Regions from separate parts of the Homo sapiens genome. Here region 1 is linked to region 2. Evidence: chromatin loops called from intact Hi-C (ENCODE). Cell type or tissue: GM12878. All regions are shown on one strand. Each heading gives the region's core, and the rest is flanking DNA. Links, peaks and the distances in the headings are about the cores only. Region 1 overlaps PDCD10 (programmed cell death 10). Region 2 overlaps GOLIM4 (golgi integral membrane protein 4).

Region 1 (2,926 bases), core at 278-2,777, 360 kb after region 2:
GGCTCACTGCAAACTCTGCCTCCCGGGTTCATGCCACTCTCCTTCCTCAGCCTCCAGCGTAGCTGGGACTACAGGCGCCCGCCACCATGCCTGGCTAATTTTTTGTATTTTTAGTAGAGATGGGGTTTCACTGTGTTAGCCAGGATGGTCTCGATCTCTTGACCTTGTGATCCGCCTGCCTTGGCCTCCCAAAGTGCTGGGATTACAGGTGTGAGCCAACACGCCTGGCCTAAGGGTTTTGTATTTTACCTTTCCTATGGGAAAGCCCCAGCTTCCTTTTCTACTTTTAATATGTGAAGGAGGAAGATAATCAACTGTTCATGGAGTTTTATTTTTAATCTGGTACAAGTTGAGCATCCCTAATTTGAATATCAAATTCTAAATGCTCCAAAATCCAAAACTTTTTGAGCACCGTGACATGACACCATAAGTGGAAAATTCCACGTCTGACCTCATGTGATGGATGGGTTGTAGTCAAAACACAATCAAAACTTTGTTGTATGCACAAAATGTATGCATATATGGATGCACTTTATGAAACATAAATGAATTTCATGTTTATACTTGGGCCTCATCCCCAGGTCTAAAGACTTCTGGTCTCAAGCATTTTGTTTAAGGGATACTCGCCCTGTATAGTTAAAGTAAACATGTTTGGCCTGTAAAAGGATAAATTGTCAGTGATCCCAAACTTAGTTGTTTAGACTATTTATTTCTAAAGTTTTGAAATAATTTGGTAAGTTTTCATTTGCTTTGATAATCGTGTACTTGTTGATGAGCCATGACACATTTCTATGAAGATTTGACATTTAAAATAATATTTGCAGCAGATTTTGCTTCAGATCATCGAAGTAGGTTTATATAATCAATGTCATCTTAATAACAATCATTTATATAGGACTTATTATATGCTAAGCACTATTTTAATCACTTTACATTTATTTACTTATCACAACAACCCAGTAACAAGTGAGGAAATTGAAGCAGGCACAGAAAATTAGGTAAGGCCACAGAACTTACCTATTAAGTGGTAGAGCTGGATTTGAACCCAGGCAATCTAATGCCAGGTGTTCACTGCTGTTTCCCAATCACAGACTTCCAATGTTGATGTAATCTGGAGATTGAAAAATAGAGTTTCTGCCATTTGAAAGAAATGTGAAAAAGGATATTTTAACATAGAATGCCAGTACGTGAGAGAGATAACAGTATTGTGGTTGAAACTGGCATAGAAATGTAGGCCCAGAGCTCTCATCCTGTCACTTTGACATCCTCTTTCCCCCTACAGAGTCCCTGAGACATCTCTGCTAAACCGTCTGTGACTCTAGGGAGCTGCGGTTTGAAAACCACATTATTAGCAGCACATTTTAGTCATAAGGAAATTGAGCTTAAGAGTCTTGTCTATAGTCATTGACAGAGGCTTTCTTTAGGGTGTTGTTTTCTTTATGAGGGAGTAATAATACTTCAGTTCTGTTTTCTAGAGTGTACTAATTTAGCACAATTGAATTAAGAGTAATGGTGGCAATGAAAATTTACTTCCTAACCATTTGAGGAGGGATAATTTGCCCTGGCAAGTTTGTTGATATGTATGTTATTTCTGAGACTAAAATTCAACCACATATGAATAGCATAGATAGGCTAAAGTATAATTATTTGTATCACTGTCATATATTGGTACATTTTCATGTATGTTCTTACCATTATTAATTGACAAATTAGTGGATAAAATTGCACTAAAATAGAAAATGATTTCTTCTTCAGGCGTTTCTCCAATATTTTACTTTCTTATATCTAAGGTAGTTATCCCCTTTATTCATTTTAGCAACATTTTTCAATAAGCATATGTCATATACATATTACACCAAGTACTATAGGTGATGCTATAGATTGTATCAAAGTACAAGTAAAAAAGAATCCTGACAGCTAATAAATATTCAGGCAATTTTGAATATATTAGCAGACCTAGATTTGAATCTGTGTTCCAACATTTAGCTATGTAACCTTGGATATAAGTTGCTTAACTTCTGTCATTTTAGTTTGTGCCTCTGAAAATGAGGGTAATGACTTGTGAGAATTGAAAGAAATGATGTACATGAAGTGCCTAGCACAGAACCTAGCATACATTCAACAGTACATGCTATAATAACATTGTGAAATGAGGATTTTCCTCCCTTTTCTCAATGGAGTTGATAAGGAAAAATGATCCAGCAAATATTTCAAAAGGCCTTTTGATCAATGAATGTGTGTGCCTGAGTACATTTGAGCTATGCAAATATGTTATAAAATTAATTTGTATTTTTTTTGAAGTCCAATACATCTCAACTAATGGAAAACTAGTGGAGACTCGTGATTTAACAGACCAAAATAAAAAAGCCAGGCATTTATTTACTGTTTGTAATCTGCATTTGCATATTCTTAGGCTAAAATTCAGCAAGGTTTATTTGTTTTAAGTTAGGAGTTTTCATGAAGGGTTCAGAATAGATTTTTTCAGAGTTTTCCAGTCTAAACCAAACTCAACATAAAGCACAGGGATTCCCTTTCATTAGTGCATTTGCATAAATGCGTATCATGCAAATTTGGGTGGCATGATTAGAAACTCTACTTTTCTATTGCAGTTTTTTGATAAGATGTATGTTTACGTTTCATCTGAAGCCTTTGCCTTTCAGTGTAATGTTTCGCAAAGCTGCGCTATTAGGTTGGTGCAAATTGCTAAGTTCCTTCTCCTTCTACTCATACTATCTGCCTCTTATCACAGAATTCATCTGCACCAAGCCGCATTCATTAGTTATGCGATATTTATTTTACCCTCAAGTTTTTTCTCAGTTCTTTATCTGGTTAATTGTCTATAGTGGTTTTTTTGTCCTGGTATTTTCTCTCGTAGGAAACAAACTCTCTGGTAGTTACTAATATAATTTAGCTTCTCTATGTGCAC
Region 2 (2,926 bases), core at 213-2,712:
TGGCTTGGGAGGCCTTACAATCATGGCGGAAGGTGAAAGTTACGTCTCACATGGCAGCAGACAAAAGAAGAGAATTTGCGCAGGGAAACTCCCCTTTTTAAAACCATCAGATCTCATGAGACTTATTCACTCTCATGAGAACAGTACAGGAAAAACCTGCCCCATGATTAAATTATCTCCCACTGGGTCCCTCCCACCACATGTGAGAATTCAAGATGAGATTTGGGTGGGGACACAGCCAAAGCATATCACAGGGATACGATAATGAGATAAAGTAATTCAGAAATTCTCGCCCTCAATCGAGGTTCTGTTCTTTTGTGATAGACAGGGAATTAATAAGTAAAAATTATTATTTTACTTATTTATAACAGTAATAAAAATTATTATTTTATAATTAATAAATTATGTTTAATTAATAAGTAAAAACAAAGCATGATGATCAGCACTAAAGAGAAAAATAATGTAGGAAAGGAGACGAAGTATTGAGGGCAGAAAGCTAGTTGCAATTTTAGACAGGATGTTCTGGGTGTGAACGCATCTTTCTAGTGAGGATCTGAAGGAAGTAAGGGAGCTAGTTGCTCAGATACCTGGAGCAAGAGCAGTGAGGCTCAAGGAAAGGCAGTAGGAGGGGCTGAGGGGAAAGTGTGCCTGGCATGTTCAAGCCTAACAGAGAGGCTGCTGGGGTCGGGCAGGATGAACGATGGGGTAAGGCCCTGTGAGGGCCTTGTGGGGTTTCACTCCCGATGTGGTGAGAAGCCACTGGGAGGTTTTGCCCCCCCAGGCCTGGGCCTTGAATGTGTGGGAAAGGGCTTATTAAAAATTAAATTCAGCCATAAATTATGAAGCAGACTCAAAAGATTGAATTTTATTGAAGGAATGAAACTGGAATTGAGTGAGAAGTAAAATCTGGGTTTCATGGTTTGGGAGTCATCTGTGAGAGGTTGTAGTTAAATTTTGAAGATGGATGCAGAACTCTGAGGAGACGTTTTTGAAGGAAACGAGAGGAGGAACCAAAGTCTGTGCCCTAGCGATGTCCTTCCCTACTTCTGGGCACTGGAGGGAGAGTCCTGTGTCAGCCTTAAAATGGTAATAGTGGTCCACCTCCTTTTTCTTTTTATTTCTTTCTTTTATGGGGGTTGTTTTCTAGGAGATCTCCAGTATTCTGTCTTAGACTTCTTGTAAGGTAAAATTATGGAAGAAGGAAGGAAAAGTAATTGAAAGAATGCATGATGTTGACTTTGTGTTGACCCATCAACTTGTTCTTTTATGGAGGAATGGGATGGGCAGGTGGCTGGCTTCCACCCCACCTCTGGTGATTTAGAATTACAACCAAAAACTGTCACATAAAGGCTCTTAATTTCTATGACATTAGCCCCAAAGAAACCCTCAAAAGTATTGAAGTCTGAGACGTATATTAATTTCAATTTATTCTCCTTTTTGTGTCATCTTTCTTAGTATTAAGCTTAAACATTCTTCAATCACAATTATCAAAAGCATACTTTGTTCATTTTAATTTTTGTTTTATATATAAGAAGATAGAGGTACTTGCAAATCTCAATGTTTTCACAAGTTGAATTGTGTGACTTTCATACCAAGCTTCTGTTGTTTGTTGTTTGTTTTTTAAAAATAAAACATTATGTTATAGTCGGGACCAAAAACAAAATTTCACAGGCTATTTCTTCTGCCAAAGAAACATTGCCCTCTCTTGGTTTAAGATGTCAAAACACTTAGCAGTGTTTTCTGCCTAATTTTGGAGTGTTGCTTTCTGATTATGAATTGGAGCAGTTTGCCTTGAAATTGCATAGATATGCATTTTGCCCATAAGTGAATGTATACAGCTGATTTCTCGTGTGACTTTCAAATGGAAGTCAGAGTTAAAATGGAAAATTGCTGTAGGAAGCTGGCACGTTTTTAAACTCCTGAGTGCTTTTGGGGGGAATAGAACCTCTTTCCATTCCTGGTTGCATGGAAAATATTAAACCCCTTTTAAGTAAGCAGGAGATGAGATGAGTATTATGGATTTTCATCTTTTTCTCCTGAGTTCTTGGATTCAAATCCTATTCCTGTTGCAGTGTTATTCTGCATTAAAGATCTTGACTGCTGAGATTGAACCATTATTTTCATACTTATTTTTCCTTAAACTTGTTTGGTGCTATGAGAATATTCAATATATAGCTTTTTGTTGCAGAGATTTTAGCAGCATTAGTTCATCTTGACTGATGCCCTTGACTTCAGAGTATAAATAGAAAAATAGAGATAGGTGACAAGGATTGATTAGCTATCCTCATTCTAAGTGAAACAGTAAACCTAGCTAGATAAATCACAGCTCAAAAGCCTGGAGAATGCATGGTAAAAGAAAGAAAGGTAGTGCGTATGTGTGTGTATGTGCTTAATAGTGAAGTTTTCTAAAAGAGGTACAAGCACAGAAATTCTATATGGTCTGTTCTACTGTCTTTCCGTTTTTATTTTCAAAAACTTAAGGGTTTAAATAACATATGGAATTATTATTTGCTTTTTCTTTTATTTAAAGAAATTTTTTAAGTAAAAGAAAACTGAGACCAATGTCATTGCCTTTTTAAGTCAGATATATGTGTGTGTATACATCTGTGTGTGTGAGAGAGAGTGTGTGTGTGAGAGAGTGTGTGTATGTGTATATATATATATATGCACATATATGCATATACACATACATATGATTACTTTGTTATTAGACTTTAACTGTAGGGTTGGAAGGGCTCAGGGGAGATCGCCTGATTTTTTTCTCTGGCACTTTTAAGCTATTTAAGCATTTTAATAGTGTTTACTCTGTGCCAGGCAGTATTCTAAGCACTTGATATATATGAACTCATTTAACTCTGACATTCAGCCAAAGAGATACATCTATTATTATCCCCACAAACCGTACAAGGAAACTGAAGTTCACAGA

The links. Peaks named below come from ENCODE experiments on the same cell type or tissue, not always from the same donor. Only the 100,000 strongest peaks of a DNase experiment are listed, where the experiment ranks them.
Region 1: it touches region 2 in a loop (2.2-fold over the local background); 1 of 110 quality-filtered maps calls a loop at or near these places.

The regions. Positions count from the first base shown.
Region 1 is chr3:167,689,941-167,692,866 of GRCh38, reverse strand. All of the region lies in intron 6 of PDCD10 (programmed cell death 10), which reads left to right. Among named protein-coding and RNA genes, the nearest start is that of WDR49, 37 kb to the right of the region's middle. RefSeq lists a silencer at 1,191-1,330. In GM12878, for the core only: no CTCF peak of the experiment used is centred there; a DNase peak (open chromatin) is centred at 1,306.
Region 2 is chr3:168,052,096-168,055,021 of GRCh38, reverse strand. The region is part of intron 1 of GOLIM4 (golgi integral membrane protein 4); the gene reads left to right. Among named protein-coding and RNA genes, the nearest start is that of GOLIM4, 42 kb to the left of the region's middle. In GM12878, for the core only: a CTCF peak has its summit at 1,713; no DNase peak of the experiment used is centred there; H3K27ac peaks cover 481 bases.